Linked DNA regions of Homo sapiens: region 2 is linked to region 1. A link is an interaction called in ENCODE POLR2A ChIA-PET data of the cell type or tissue named here. Cell type or tissue: HepG2. All regions are shown on one strand.

The links. Peaks named below come from ENCODE experiments on the same cell type or tissue, not always from the same donor. Only the 100,000 strongest peaks of a DNase experiment are listed, where the experiment ranks them.
Region 2: POLR2A ChIA-PET joins it to region 1 with 7 read pairs; 3 of 35 experiments call an interaction of 5 or more read pairs at or near these places.

Annotation. Positions count from the first base shown.
Region 1 is chr7:155,614,110-155,622,109 of GRCh38, forward strand. No RefSeq gene overlaps it. Among named protein-coding and RNA genes, the nearest start is that of RBM33-DT, 26 kb to the right of the region's middle. In HepG2, no CTCF peak of the experiment used is centred here; DNase peaks (open chromatin) are centred at 4,842, 5,282 and 6,022; H3K4me3 peaks cover 643 bases.
Region 2 is chr7:155,710,736-155,718,735 of GRCh38, forward strand. It overlaps RBM33 (RNA binding motif protein 33), which reads left to right. Exons shown (of 18, transcript NM_053043.3): 8 at 468-720; 9 at 7,650-7,708. Among named protein-coding and RNA genes, the nearest start is that of RBM33, 70 kb to the left of the region's middle. In HepG2, no CTCF peak of the experiment used is centred here; no DNase peak of the experiment used is centred here.

The DNA.
Region 1 (8,000 bases):
TGAATTCACTATGAACCACCATCCAGCGCCTCCCCATGATGTCACCACTGTGCAGAATGTCTGTCATGCTTGTACACACCTTTATACTTTGGCTTTATGTGAAAGGTTACTTTATATATTTCTAACCTGTTGTTTGATACTTTGTTTCTGAGCTCTTTCCATGTTGGTGTGCAAAGCTCTCGCTCATTATTTTGTGATTTTATCACAATCTGTTTAACCAGGCTTTTAAAAAAATCAGGATTTAGATATTGTCTTTTATGTTTTTATTTGTTTGGGTTCTTTGCTTGTATTTTCTCCTATCAACAACACCGCAAGGGCCTCTGTTTCACATCTTCTCCTGTGTATGCAAGAAAGTCTTTAGGGGCTGTAACTCGTAGTGAAATTGCTGGGTAGAAGAGAATGTTCCAGTTCAACTGCATTAGGTATTGCCAAGTTACTCTTCAAAATGATTGCTCTAGTGCAGCAGTCCCCAAACTTTTTAGCACCAGGGATCAGTTTTGTGGAAGACAATTCTTCCATGTATGGGGCATTGGAGGGATGGTTTTGAGATGAAACTGTTCCACCTCAGATCACGAGGCATTAGATTATCATAAGGAGCACACAACCTAGATCCCTTGCATGTACAGTTTGCAATAGGGTTCTCACTCCTATGACAATCTAATGCTGCCGCGATCTGACAGGAGGCGGAGCTCGGGTGGTTATGCTGCCTTGCCCGCCGCTCACCTCCTGCTGTGTGGACTGGTTCCTCACCAGAGGTTGGGAGCCTGTGGTCTAGGGTATGCTTCTACCAGCATACATGCTCTCACTGGCACTCATTATTGTCCAGCTTTTACGTTTCTACCAACCTGATGGGTGTGAAGTGGTATTTCTGTGTTTTAATGTGTGTACTCTGATGGATGTGAAGTGGTATTTCTGTGTTTTAATTTGTGTTCCCTGATGGGTGTGAAGTGGTATTTCTGTGTTTTAACGTGTGTACCCTGATGGGTGTGAAGTGGTATTTCTGTGTTTTAATTTGTGTACCCTGATGGGTGTGAAGTGGTATTTCTGTGTTTTAATTTGTGTACCCTGATGGGTGTGAAGTGGTATTTCTGTGTTTTAAGGTGTGTACCCTGATGGGTGTGAGGTGGTATTTCTGCCTTTTAACGTGTGTACCCTGATGGGTGTGAGGTGGTATTTCTGTGTTTTAAGGCGTGTACCCTCATGGGTGTGAGGTGGTATTTCTGTGTTTTAATGTGTGTACCCTGATGGGTGTGAGGTGGTATTTCTGCATTTTAACGTGTGTACCCTGATGGGTGTCAGGTGGTATTTCTGTGTTTTAAGGCGTGTGCCCCGATGGGTGTGAAGTGGTATTTCTGTGTTTTAAGGCGTGTACCCTGATGGGTGTGAAGTGGTATTTCTGCATTTTAACGTGTGTACCCTGATGGGTGTGAGGTGGTATTTCTGCATTTTAACGTGTGTACCCTGATGGGTGTGAAGTGGTATTTCTGTGTTTTAAGGTGTGTACCCTGATGGGTGTGAGGTGGTATTTCTGTGTTTTAAGGCATGTACCCTGATGGGTGTGAAGTGGTATTTCTGTGTTTTAAGGCGTGTACCCTGATGGGTGTGAGGTGGTATTTCTGCATTTTAACGTGTGTACCCTGATGGGTGTGAAGTGGTATTTCTGTGTTTTAAGGTGTGTACCCTGATGGGTGTGAGGTGGTATTTCTGTGTTTTAAGGTGTGTACCCTGATGGGTGTGAAGTGGTATTTCTGTGTTTTAAGGCGTGTACCCTGATGGGTGTGAGGTGGTATTTCTGTGTTTTAATTTGTGTACCCTGATGGGTGTGAAGTGGTATTTCTGTGTTTTAAGGCATGTACCCTGATGGGTGTGAAGTGGTATTTCTGTGTTTTAAGGCGTGTACCCTGATGGGTGTGAGGTGGTATTTCTGTGTTGTAATGTGTGTACCCTGATGGGTGTGAGGTGGTATTTCTGTGTTTTAATTTGTGTACCCTGATGGGTGTGAAGTGGTATTTCTGTGTTTTAAGGCGTGTACCCTGATGGGTGTGAAGTGGTATTTCTGTGTTTTAAGGCGTGTACCCTGATGGGTGTGAGGTGGTATTTCTGTGTTGTAACATGTGTACCCTGATGGGTGTGAGGTGGTATTTCTGTGTTTTAACGTGTGTACCCTGATGGGTGTGAGGTGGTATTTCTGCATTTTAACGTGTGTACCCTGATGGGTGTGAAGTGGTATTTCTGTGTTTTAAGGCGTGTACCCTGATGGGTGTGAAGTGGTATTTCTGTGTTTTAAGGCGTGTACCCTGATGGGTGTGAGGCGGTATTTCTGTGTTGTAATGTGTGTACCCTGATGGGTGTGAGGTGGTATTTCTGTGTTGTGACATGTGTACCCTGATGGGTGTGAGGTGGTATTTCTGTGTTTTAACGTGTGTACCCTGATGGGTGTGAGGTGGTATTTCTGCATTTTAACGTGTGTACCCTGATGGGTGTCAGGTGGTATTTCTGCATTTTAACATGTGTACCCTGATGGGTGTGAGGTGGTATTTCTGTGTTTTAAGGCGTGTACCCTGATGGGTGTGAAGTGGTATTTCTGTGTTTTAAGGCGTGTACCCTGATGGGTGTGAAGTGGTATTTCTGTGTTTTAAGGCATGTACCCTGATGGGTGTGAGGTGGTATTTCTGTGTTGTAACGTGTGTACCCTGATGGGTGTGAGGTGGTATTTCTGTGTTGTAACATGTGTACCCTGATGGGTGTGAAGTGGTATTTCTGTGTTTTAATGTGTGTACCCCGATGGGTGTGAAGTGGTATTTCTGTGTTTTAAGGCGTGTACCCTGATGGGTGTGAGGTGGTATTTCTGCATTTTAACGTGTGTACCCTGATGGGTGTGAGGTGGTATTTCTGCATTTTAACGTGTGTACCCTGATGGGTGTGAGGTGGTATTTCTGTGTTTTAAGGCGTGTACCCCGATGGGTGTGAAGTGGTATTTCTGTGTTTTAAGGTGTGTACCCTGATGGGTGTGAGGTGGTATTTCTGTGTTTTAAGGTGTGTACCCTGATGGGTGTGAAGTGGTATTTCTGTGTTTTAATTTGTGTACCCTGATGGGTGTGAAGTGGTATTTCTGTGTTTTAATTTGTGTACCCTGATGGGTGTGAAGTGGTATTTCTGTGTTGTAACATGTGTACCCTGATGGGTGTGAGGTGGTATTTCTGTGTTTTAATGTGTGTAACCTGATGGGTGTGAGGTGGTATTTCTGTGTTGTAATGTGTGTACCCTGATGGGTGTGAGGTGGTATTTCTGTGTTGTAATATGTGTACCCTGATGGGTGTGAGGTGGTATTTCTGTGTTGTAATGTGTGTACCCTGATGGGTGTGAGGTGGTATTTCTGTGTTGTAATGTGTGTACCCTGATGGGTGTGAGGTGGTATTTCTGTGTTGTAATGTGTGTACCCTGATGGGTGTGAGGTGGTATTTCTGTGTTTTGTGTACCCTGATGGGTGTGAGGTGGTATTTCTGTGTTTTAATGTGTGTACCACTTATACCAAGTGAGGTTTAGCAGCTTCCCATGTAGTTTCCCATGTTGCCATTAAGCATTTGAGTTTTCTCATCTGTAATTTGTATATTCATATTCTTTGCCAATTTTTCTATTGCACTATTTGGGGTTTTAAAAATTCATTAGTGGCTGGGCGTGGTGGCTCACGCCTGTAATCCCAGCACTTTGGGAGGCCAAGGCAGGTGGATCACAAGGCCAGGAGTTCGAGACCAGTCTGGCCAACATAGTGAAACCCCATCTCTGTTAAAAATATGAAAAATTAGCCCGGTGTGGTGGCAGTCACCTGTAATCCCAGCTACTCAGGAGGCTGAGGCAGGAGAATCGCGTGAACCCAGGAGGTGGAGTTCGCAGTGAGCCGAGATCGCGCCATTGCACTCCAGCCTGGGTAACAATAGTGAAACTCCATCTCAAAAAAAAAAAAAGATTCATTAGTAATAGATATCTGATTTGAACATTACGTATTGTACACATGTATCAAAGTATCACATAGACCCCAAGAACATATATAATTATGACATATCAATTAAAAAATATGTATATACATTTTCTGGGTACTAATTATTTGTTAGTCATATGTGTTGCAAATATCTTTTCCCAGTTTACAACTTGCTTTTTTGTATTTAGGTGATATCTTTAGATACAGAGCGGTTTCAGATTTTACTGAGTTCAAATTTATCTATCTCTGCCTTTATGTTGTTTTATGTTATCTTTTTAAAAAAATCCTTCCTTATCTACCAAATTAATGTGACTATACTACTAGGCAGATGTTCATCAGAACATTGATATGTTCTCAGTACCAGTGTAGGTCAAGGTGAGATTTACTCCTGGCTTTCCCAACATACTAGCATTGATTATCTGTCTCATCACTTTGTCTAAAATGTTAACACACTTTTTCTAGCAGCAAAACATTTTTGTAAGTGGATTTAAGTTCAAACAAGATATCTGATATAGAAATGATTTCTTTTTACAGAAGATGATGCTGATGGCCAGATCTTGGAACTGCTCTGGCAAAGAGCTCAATACTGAGGGCTTGGAAATTAGCAACGGCTTTGCTGTGTGCATTTTGATATGGATCACGCTATGGTCCTTGGCCGTCTACGCTGCCCTTGGCCGTCTACGCGGCTATCTTCAGAGTGCTTCCCTCTCTTCTGCCACTCCTGTCGCTGGCTGTTTTTATGTTCACTGCCCCATCATCTCTTTAGCCAATTAAAATCTCCGTCTGGGCAAAGGTAGCTTACACTGCTCTCTCCACTCCCTGTGCTCTGCGGGGAGTGCTACGTGGTAGCTGGGAAGTGAGAAACAAACACTAGGCAAATGCCTTTTGGACGGGACTGTTCAGACTTTGTACTGCTGGCTAATATTTATCTACTGCTCGGAAGCCAGCAGTCCACCTTCCTTTCATTTCCTGCTGGTGAAAATTCCATCTTCTGGGTTGCACAATAAGTTAACCTGATTTTGAAGTCGCAAGGAGTTTTTTGGACCCTAGTCTCTCCTTTCTTGCTCTTCCTTCCCTTCTTCTGAGCCTGGGATCCCCTGGGGAAAGGACATGTGTGGCCGCTGGCTCCTCTCAGGCCACATTCTCCCCCGATCTCACTGCTTAAAAGGCTGGGGACACCCCCCAGCTGCAGCAGACAGTGTCTTGAGCAGGGCCTCCAGCTTGGGCTAAATGCCCGCCCCATGGCCAGTCTCTGAAGACAAGGCAGGGAGAGCAGGCAGGTGATGAGATTCCATCATGTGCTCAGTTGCTTGAGTCATGCCATGCCTGGCCAGCCACAGGGGGCAGGGGTCAGCAGCCCAGCAGTTCCCACTGGCTACATGTGGGGCTGTGAGGGCAGGGGAGGGAGCAGCTCCCCCAAAGAAGGAGAGTGGTTTTCCTCTACTAGATGGACAGAACAATAAATGTTCACCACCCAGGAAATCAGTCCTGGCTCAGACCCTTCTAGGTGGTGTGACCCCAGCCAAGTCCTTTATTCTCAAATGACCCCCAGTTGCCTTACACTTTATAAGGTGGCCTTCCAATTTTGTTTTGTGTTTTAAGAAACAGTATCTTGCTCTGTTGCCCAGCCTAGAGTGCAGTCGTGTGATCATGGCTCAGTATAGCCTCAAACTTCTGGGCTCAAGGAATCCTCCTGCCTCAGCATCTGGATTACCTGGGCTACAGGCCAGCCTAATTCTGAAATCCTGTCATTCTGGCCAGGCACAGTGGTGCATGCTTATGATCTCAGCACTTTGGGAGGCTGAGGTGGAAGGATTGCTTGATCCCAGGAGTTGGAGACCAGCCTGGGTAACACAGTGCAACCTTGTCTGTACAAAAAATTTAAAAATCAGCTGAGTATGGTGGCACATGCCTGTAGTCCCAGCTACTCAGGAGGCTGAGGTGGGAGTATTGCTTGAGCCCAGGAGTTCAAGGCTGCGACGAGCTATGATTGTGTCACTGCACTCCAGCCTGGGCAACAAAGCGAGATCTTGTCTCAACAGAAACAACTGTATAGTACGCTAATTGTGGAGTGGGGATGTCGCTGTGTGCCTTAGGAAGTGTTAATCTCTCCACTTTAAGCTCCAGGCATGTTAGGTGACCACCATGAGGTCGCTTCACATCATAAAAAGCACCCAGGAAATGCTGAGGACACTCATGGAGGCATGGCTTCATGAGGTTTGTCATTAGCCAAAATGAAAAATTAGTTTACTTTTTAAATTATAATAAAAATGGCCAGATTTATTTATTCAACCGTTAATATTTGAGGAATTAAACTCATGGTTATTAGAATGGCAGCACCAGCTTTTGTACATGTCCCTCGCTGGGAGGGGAATTTAACTTCTTTCAATAAGAACAGGTTTTAATAACTCGATCCTGCAGATTCGCTCCATGACTGGGCTGCTCTAACATCAGCTGCCGAGGGCTGTTGGTTGATGCTCAACTGAGACTCCCTGTAGTGGGGAACACTCTTGTATTCACTTTTGTGCCCCGACTGCCCAGCCCCAGGCCTGGAATATCTCAACGTGTGTTTGCTAGGTGAACATCCAATGTTAACGAGAAGCAAATACACTCACCCCCTGGAAGGCAGCCCAAAGGCAGAAGGGACACAGGCTAGTAACTGGTGGTGAGTTGGCATAGGGGGAGCATGGATGTAAGAATAATGAATGTTCAGGCAGTACACACAATTTGGACTCAGAAAAATAAAACAATGTTAGAAAGAAAAAGATGGAAGTTTGAATGTTAGAAGCAAAGGTGTAATATGGACAAATGGTAAAAGATGAGTTATATTCAAAAGCAGATAGATTTAACTTAGAAAGACATTTAACATTCCCATGTTCAGAAGCAATATTTTATTTGCTTTTACACAATCTCAATGCTATTATTAACATTGTGCAGTAATTTTATACAGCTCTCTGCAGCACGCAAAACACTTCTACTGAAGTTATCTCATGTGTGGGCGGCATGAGGCATGAAGAAGGTGTCTGAGATGGGTTTCCTCCACCATCCTCAGTACCACCCTAGGATGTTTTATCTCCCTGCTTTCCATTTGTAAAACAACAAAGGAAGAATGTGAGACACTTGCGGGAGCAGGTAGCTCCCCAAGAGTAAGCCCTGTCTCTAGAGTAAGACTTTAAATATGCTTCTGGAGCATGACCGAAAACAGTATCTCACCAGAATAACACAAATAATGTGTGTGTCACATGACAAGTCATCATTAGCAAAGGGAAAACATTCTTGTTTCATAAGCCAGCATGGTGCATATTTGTACTTAAATGGGACCCTCTTTGAGGAGCAGCTCAGATCCTAAAAGTGAGAATCCGCATGACCATTTCTCTATGGTTTCCATTACTAAACGCATTATTTAATCGACATCTTTAGATCGAAAATCACTCAATTTGTATGATGTATTTTACTCTTACTATGCATTAGGATGGCATCCTCTTAATGACTTTATAAAGTGTTGTTAATAATGAAAAAAGATAGGCTAAGGAAAAAGCACCATAAAAAGAGAATTCGTTATGACTGAAATTAATAACAGAGAAGTAAAAATTGGGACAAAGGATGACTCTGACATTTCTTTCTTGGTAAGTGATAGTAACAGATCCCTCAAAAGGGTTGCACTGCAGACGCCTACGTGTGCAGAGGAATGTGACTGTGAAAACGGCTTGTGAGGCTTCAGGCCAAAGTAGAGAGAGATGCACAGGTGCACTCTGAGAAAAGAAAGGTTTGTCTTCTTGTTTTGAGGTCCTAGGAGAGGCACAGGGCCTGTGGCCCAGATACAGTGCCACACGCAGGTCTCGGGACTGGGTCAGAACAAATGGCTCAGGACCATTCACTCTTTTGTGACTCAGACTAGCAATTAGCCTCTCTGCATCCTCCTGGCCTTCTCACTTGTGAGGTGAGGCCAATTGCCCCCTATCCTATAGATGTTGTGTGTGAATAAATGAGGATTTGTCAACAAAATAAGATGAATGAGCTC
Region 2 (8,000 bases), 97 kb after region 1:
CTGTTCTCAGGCCTCAGTTCTGGAGCAGGGTAACTGGTGCACATCTCCTGCCTTGCTTACCAGAGTTCCTGGAGGGGGATGCAAGGCTGCTACAGGGAGGGCTGTGGCAGCTGCTCTTCTGTCCCTGGCACAGGGCTTTGCTCAGTGTGGGCAGTTCAATTCCCTGAACTGAATTTTTTTTTTTTTTTTCAAAATTCACACTGGGTGCTTTGGGGCTGTTTTCCCTCTTGCGTGGGGATTGACTCAATTGTGAGACTGTAGCCCTCATTGTGAAGAAGTAGAGAAGCTTCTTTATCCTGCTGTTTTGATACAAGTTGTTACTACAGACTTCTTACATTGTAACTTAAAAAATGCAATCAGTGTAAATTTGTAACACATCAGCATTCTTTTAAATGTTGATTTCGGTGAACTTTTGTTTTTTTTTTTGTGATTTGTAGACTCATTCTCCAAGGTTAATTCCTCCACAGCCCCAGGCTCCCCCTCCACCGCCACCGCCGCCTCAGCAGCAGCCGATCAGAAGCCTGTTCCAGCCGCAGCCGCTGCAGCCGCTGCTTCCGGTGCAGCACCCGCACCACCCATCCCCGCCTCAGGGAATGCACATGCCTCCCCAGCTAGAGACCCCAAGGATGATGATGACCCCGCCACCCGTGACTCCACAGCAGCCCAAGAACATACACATCAACCCGCACTTCAAAGGGACGGTGGTCACGCCTGTTCAAGGTCTGTGTTTCCTTTTACTATTGTAAAGCATAGATGGCCCCAGCTTCCAATGGTTTGACTTAGGATTTTTCCACTGACGCGTTTTTGACTTCATGAGTGTGTGAAAGCAGTATGCGTTCAGAAGAAATCATCGTTCGAATGTTGAGATTTGATCTCTCCTGGGGTAGCAACATGCATCCCAAAACTCCCTCGAAGCTGGGCAGGGGGAGCTGCGGTTCCCAGCCCCGATGATTTTGCCAACTGTGCAATGATGTGAGTGTTCTGAGCTGAAGGTAGGTGAGGCTAAGCTATGATGTTTCATTGGTTGGGCATATTAAATGCATTTTGACTAAGGGTCTTTTCCACTAACGATAGCCTTATTGGGATGTAACCCCATCCTATGTTGAGGAGCATCTGTTATGTTATAGATTACTGTGCATCTGAAGGCATTTATTAGTTTATTGCACTGAAGCCGTCTCTGCGGCAAAATAGTTTTCACATTCAAATTTGTAAGATTGAGTTTTCCTTGGCTCTTCCCCATTCATTTAGATTTTAGTTTGATGGGTCAAGTATATTTCTTTAAAAATGTGTATCTCTTATTGTATAATTGAGTGGAAAGTGCTGAGAGTACAGTCTGAATGCAAAGAATACACTAGAGACCGCTATTGGAATGCCTGAACTGTGACACTTTGTAAGTCTCCCGGTGAGGATGTTTGCAGTGGTGAGTGTCCCTCTTTGGTTCCAGGCAGCATGCCCCCCTTCAATTCCAGTGTCAGCTGGTGGAGAGGGGACACACCATCTTTTAGTTGTTGTAATCAAATAAATACAGATCTGATTATTACTGAAACATGTTCCTTAAGCTAGGAAACGGTTTTTGAGCAGTTTATACGAAGCTTTAACTTCATGTACCTGTGAACACACACATTTATTGAGCTACTACTCTATTTTTGGCATTTGAGTTATATTGACGAACAAACCAGACAAAGCTTTCTTCAACCATGATATTACTTTCTATCAGACAGTCTTATTATTGTTTATTAGCAGTAAACATAAGTATTTTATGTGGCATGTTAGAAGATGAAAATGCAGTGAGAAATTGAGCAGGATGCGGGGAAGGGATGGGTTGTATCTTAAATGGGGTGATCAGGGTGAACTTCACTGAGCAGGAAAGAGTTGAGGGATATCTGTAAGTTAGCAATGTGGCTGTTCAGGGAAGAAGATTGCAGGCAGAGTGATCAGCAAGTATAAGGGGGCTTCCTCCAGGAGAGACCCTGCCTTGTGTGTTTGAGTAGCCAAAAGGAGACCAGCGTGACTTTTGTGGAGTGATCAAAGCAGAGAAGAAATGCAGAACCTGGGTACCGTGGGGCCGTGGGGCCATCCAGCCATTCTCAGGACTTTGGCAGGGAGTGAAATGGGCAGGGATTAGAGGGGTTTGAGCAGAGGAATGACGTGACCTTGTGTATGTTTTAGAAGATTCCTCTTGCTGCCGTGTTGAGAGGAGACTGTCGGGTGGCAAGGGTGGAAGCTGGTGTCTAGCTAGGAGGTGACAGATGATCCTGGTGCAAACCAGTGTGGTAGCAGGGAGAGTGCAGAGAGCTCAGAGCTGGATGAAGTAGGAAGATGGGGCCGATGGGATTTGCTGATGGATTGGATGAGTGTGAGAGGGAGAGAGGAGGTAAGAGTGATGCCCAGGTGACCAGAGCATTTAGAGGGCTGGTCTGGTTGCCATCACCTGAGGTGGGGAGATCAAAAGTTCTGTTTTGGGTGCATTAAATTTGAGATGCCAACTAGCCATGTGAGTGGAGGGGTCTAGTAGGCAGTTGGATGAGAATTCAGTATAGGGGTTTGGGCTCAAAGTACAGGTCAGGAGGTTGTTGGTGAATAGGTGGATTTAGACCCTGCCCTCAAATGAGAGCCCTGGAGGAGGGAGTCTGTGTGTGGGGAGACCAAGGACTGGGACCTAGGGCACTTGACACAGGAGGGGGAGGGGCAGGAGGAGAACCCGTCAGGGAGGCCAAGGACTGGGACCCCGGCACTCGACGTGGGAATGGGGGCAGGAGGAGAGCCTGGCAAAGGAGCCGAGAGGGAGGAAGGAGGATGACGGTCGATGGGGAAGGAAGCAGGTGGCCACGGGCTGGCAGGGCTGCTGCCAATGGGTCAGTGGGTGTGGCCTGCACTTGGGGCGGGGCTGGTGAGGAGGAGGCACAGGCCTGGCTGAGATGGGGCACGGACTTGAGGCCACTGTATTGACAGACTTTGACTGTGTTTTGCTAAAACAGAAGTTGGATGATAATTGATGGGAGCCAAGTGGGCTTGAGAGAAAGTTTTTTATTCTAAGTTTTTTATTCATTGCACTTACAGAAAAGAGCTAGTTAAGAAGGAAAAACATCATTGATGCAGATGAGAGGAAAAACTTGTCTTGTCCAGGACCACGTGCCAGAGGTGGGCTTGCTGAGGGGGAGGAGCAGGGAGTCCTCCACAGCTGGGGCAGATGGATGGGCAGGTGGAGGAGTCTTGTGTCAGTTCTTCCTTGGTGGCCTCAGTTTCCTCGGTGGGTAGCAGGGAGCTAGAGTGGGGAGGTAGGAGGGCGTGTTGAAGGTCTGAGGAGAGGCGCTTTGGAGCATCCGTTCGTGCTTTCGAAGAGTGGATGTGCGCAGGGATGGATGGGGCTGCTGAGCCCTTGAGGGGTGTGGATTTGAGGTGAGGGCAGTCAGCATGGTTGTGTGTCTCTGTCCAGCTGCGCTCATCTGCGCACACTAGGTGTGGAATAGGCAGGCAGTTGGGTTTATGAGGGTCATAGTTTTCACAAAGTAGTAAAGGGAAGGCAGTGCTGATAACGATGGGCTGTGGATCATAAGGTAGATGCCAGGGAGGAGAAGACACCAGGGAGGAGGCTGAGATGGTGAAAAGGAGATCATTGGAGATCTTTGTAGAGTTGAACGATTGTTTGAATCAGGATCCTAGAGGGAGTGAGATGGAAGGGTGGAATGGTCACCAGGACTGGAGGCAGAGGTGGCACGGATCTGAGGCAGGGCACGGCAAGGGCCGTCTTTGTGTTTATTCAGACTGGAGCTGAACTCCCTGAGAAATGAGAGGGCCAGTGTGGTGCTGGGGCATGTCAGCTGGTGGCATGAGATGAAAGCTGGGTCTGGAAGCAGCAGTTAGATCAAGAAGGAGCCCTTCTACCTCCAGACCTTTGGCAAGAAGCTGTGGGAGAACAGCTGCCACTCAGAGGGGCCATTAGAGCGAGAAGGTGAAGGAACTCAAGGGTGTGGTGGATGCTGCTGATGGGTGGGGAATTTGGGATTCCTAAGGGTGTGGGAGAGAAGTTTCAGAAGTGGAGAGTAGCCTAAGGTAGTAGTTCAAGTGCAGGGGATTGGCCAGTGGCCTAGATCCTGGGACCCTCCCATACGTGGGTGAGAAGTATTATGAAGTTGTCCTGTGGCCATGGAGCAGGGGACTGTGATGGTGACGGGCTGGCCCAGAGTGTAAGGGAGGGGGGCGCCTCTTGACAGTGTCTGCGGGTCACCACCAGGCCACTGGGCATGGCAGAGAAGCATAAGGTTTTAAAGTACAATTAACTCCTAACCCCTCCTGACCCCATCGCATGTCCCTGTGTTCCCCCAAAGTTTTTCCCACCCTGGTTAGCATCGCTCATCCACACATCCTCTTAGGTGGCCCTGAGCGTCGCTGATTGGTGTGGTGCCTACGTCTCCTGCAGTAGCCGTTGAATGAATGGAGACATGAACACACGCATACTTGAATGGGGAAGGGTGGCTTTCTTTCAAGTAATCCTTTGCATCTTCCCCATAGTGGTTGTCCTGAACTTGGAACTGCTGTCAGTCTAATTTGTTGGAATAATTTTGCTTATGCTAGCATCTGTTATTCTTGTGCATTTCCTTGTAAAATGCCGTGGAAAGCTGGCAGCTGGTAATACGTACAGATTTTCTTTAGCTTCACTAAAATAGTCTTAGAAATATAGGGTGGTAAAGCTGTCAGGAAGCCCCAAGATATCCTCTATGTATGAAAATGGTGTCCCCTGCAAAAGTCAACAGCCTGGCAAGTGTAGAATGCAGGCCTTGCACCCCAAAGCGCACGTGTGATTTAGCAACTACTCCAAGGTCAGCTTTCTGACAAAAGTTTTTAAACTCAGAACCAGCTAGCTTTTTCTCACCATGAAACTAGGAGCTTTAGTGCCGCATGTCCCTTATCTGTCATTTACCTTTGACCTTCAGAGGTACACTGACACAGGAGAGAAGGACAAAGTGTTCTTGCTAGGTAGATAGGCAACACTTTCGAAGCAGTTGTTTATTCTCTAATAGATGAATGAGCTTAAATAGAAATGCACAGTTCCTCTTGAGAGAGACTGAATATCAAGATGTCTCCTGTAGGTAAAAGATACACAGATTAAACCTTTGATTCTCAGAGCCTTACACAGATGAAAGGTGCTTTTTAAAAAAGCTAGCAATATATATACATCTTCTTCTGATGGCACAGACTTTCTGAGGATGAAGAGTGTTCCGTTATAATTTATTTAAAAACAATTTTGATGGAAATTTAACTTGTTTCCAGGTTTTTAGTATTATAATTATAATGAATTGAAAACAGTCCATTAAATACATGGGACAAGTTATAAATATTAAACTTCAAATATTCAAGTTGAAGCTTCAGCTAGACTGGTCTCTAACATCACACCTGTTAAATTCTTCGCTGCAGTAGTCGGGCAGCCAGGGCCTGGCAGGGAGAGCCCGCAGACACATGCCTGGGTATTCCCACTGAGGTGGCATCTCTTGGGTGGGCCAGGTGTCTGCACTGTTCCCATGGGGACTGGACTGTCCGCACGCAGCAACCCTTTTTGTCAGCTGTTTTTCCTTTTCTGCTGTTTTTTTTTTTTTTTTAAATAGGGAAAAGGCTGGTACTTTGTGCAAATTACCAGCTCATCAGAGGCTTCTGTGTAAGAAATCCATTTATTATAATCAGATTGCTTTCTAGAAATCCCACCTCACCTTCTTGCTCTCATTCTCCTGGTTAAAGAGGCTTAATGTTTTATCCTTTTATCGTGTTGGAATGTTTTGGTAGATATTGGCATTTAAATTCCAAGTTTCTAAGTGGTACCTATGATCGAGTTAGTGAAGATCTGGGTGTCTTATATTTGTTAACTTGATTATAAAAATCACGTCTTTACATTTAATATGTAGTGTTTTTCTTTGTCACCTTCATTATAATCTTCTGAGGTCAGAGATATTCTTGTTTTTTTCTTTCTCCACTTTCTCCAGTCTAGTGTTTCACTTTAGATATGGAATTGATGTAACATCAGCTGTGTAGAATTGAGGGGAGAGTTGGATTCTATTTTATATAAAGTCTTGCAAACTGACCCACTCTAATTTTGAAATTTGGACTCATTAGATTAGTCTGTCAAGGAAGGGATGAACTTCTGCCATTTTTACATTTTATAAAAGTAAGTTTTGTTTCAGTCACACTTTGCATTTGATCAAGCAGTGACACAGGCCATGTATGCTATCACTTGAAATTGAAGTGTGGGAAGTGCGATGTCAATTATAAGGCTTAATGTATGGAATTCCTTGAGTAATCATAGTAAAAAAAAAGTTTATCATAGCACCCTGTTTTTATAGTGATTCTGATGGACTTTTAAGAGGTATCACCTGTATTTCACATTTAGCAGAAACTTCTTAAATTAAAAAATATGCTTCGTTGTCAATTCCACCTGATGTGTACGAGTTTGCTGGGGCTGCTGTAACAAGCACCGCAAATAGGGTGAGTTAAACAACAGAAACTTATTTTCTCGCAGTTCCGGAGGCTGGAAGTCCAAGTTCGAGGTGTGGGCAGGGCAGCTTCCTTCTGAGGCCTCTCTCCTTGCCTTGTCGTTGGCCACCTTCTCCTTGTGTCCTCACGTGGTCCTCCCTCTGTGTGTACTGTCTATGTCTAAATTTCCCTTTCTTAGAAGGACACCAGGGTTGGGTTAGGGCCTAGACCTCATTTGACCTCAATTACCTCTTTTAAAGACCTAATCAGTGGAATCCAGTTACATTCTGAGGTACGGGGGGTTGGGGCTTCAACGTATACATTTGGGGTTGGGTGTGGGGGCGGGGGGAGGGAGTTGCAAACAGTTCAGCCCCACAGTACCTGACAATCTGAGAGCTTCCTAGGTGTATCTGCCAGCACATTTTGCTGTAAGACGTAGCTGCACTTAGATTGTGAGTTTCTTTGAAAATCAAGATCAGTATAGTGCATAATGAGTTTCAAAGAGCTTAAACACATCTGATTTAGCCTCAAGGTGTGAAACTTACATCTAGCTTCTTCTCTATTATGAGATACCTTTTTAAAAATGATTTGATTCCTTGTTCTGGTGGATTGATGGAAATCCTGCTTGTTTATAAACTAAAGTAAACTAAAAGCCTTGGCATAGGGGATTGTTTAGTGGAAAATTTTTAACAGTTTGTGAGCATTTTCTCCAATTCCTGGGATGTGCTGTTTTCCTTTCTCTGCCTGCCTCACTTCCCTTCCTCCCTTCTCTCTTTCATGATTCATGAGGATTGAGATTTAAATGTGTATATGAGTGGCATAGGAAAATATAACTGGGATTTGATAACCTGGATTATCTGTATAGGGATAGGAGAAACAAACTAGGTTTTTTATTTTAGAGGAATACTATCTTCTTTTGTTGCAAAATATTTTAATTCCAAATAATAGTCAACTATTGAGATTTAAACTTCTGCTTGCACTGCTGTGTACCGAAAAGGAAACTTCTGCTTTCCCCTTTTCTGTTATGGAATTGTTAAAAATACTAAATGCTTAGCTTAAGCGTAAGCACAATGTATTATATGTCTGGTACGCATAGTATATATTTTATATTAAACTTCATATGTTGTCTTACAGGGGTTTGAGTGTTGAGTAAAGTGTGTCTCTAACACAAGGGGTTTTTCTTGCAGTGCCCTTGCTACCAGTTCCGAGCCAGCCGAGACCTGCCGTGGGACCCCAGAGATTCCCAGTGAGTAGCAGCTGCTCCTTCTCCTTTGATAGGGATGAGCATACATTTACTAAGAAATATTAATATAGCAAGTGCAAGAGGTTCCAGCCAAATATAATTTTAAGGATTTGCAAATATTGACAATAATCTCTGCAATAGAAAATGTTTGTTAAAAGCTTAAGGTCAGTGGATTTTTGAGAGTAGAATTAATTTTGTTTAACTGTAAAATTGTTGAATCAGGATCATCAGTGGAATGCCGTTCGTCTTAAAGAATATGAATATTGATTTTATTATTGCCTTATGTTAGTGAGAA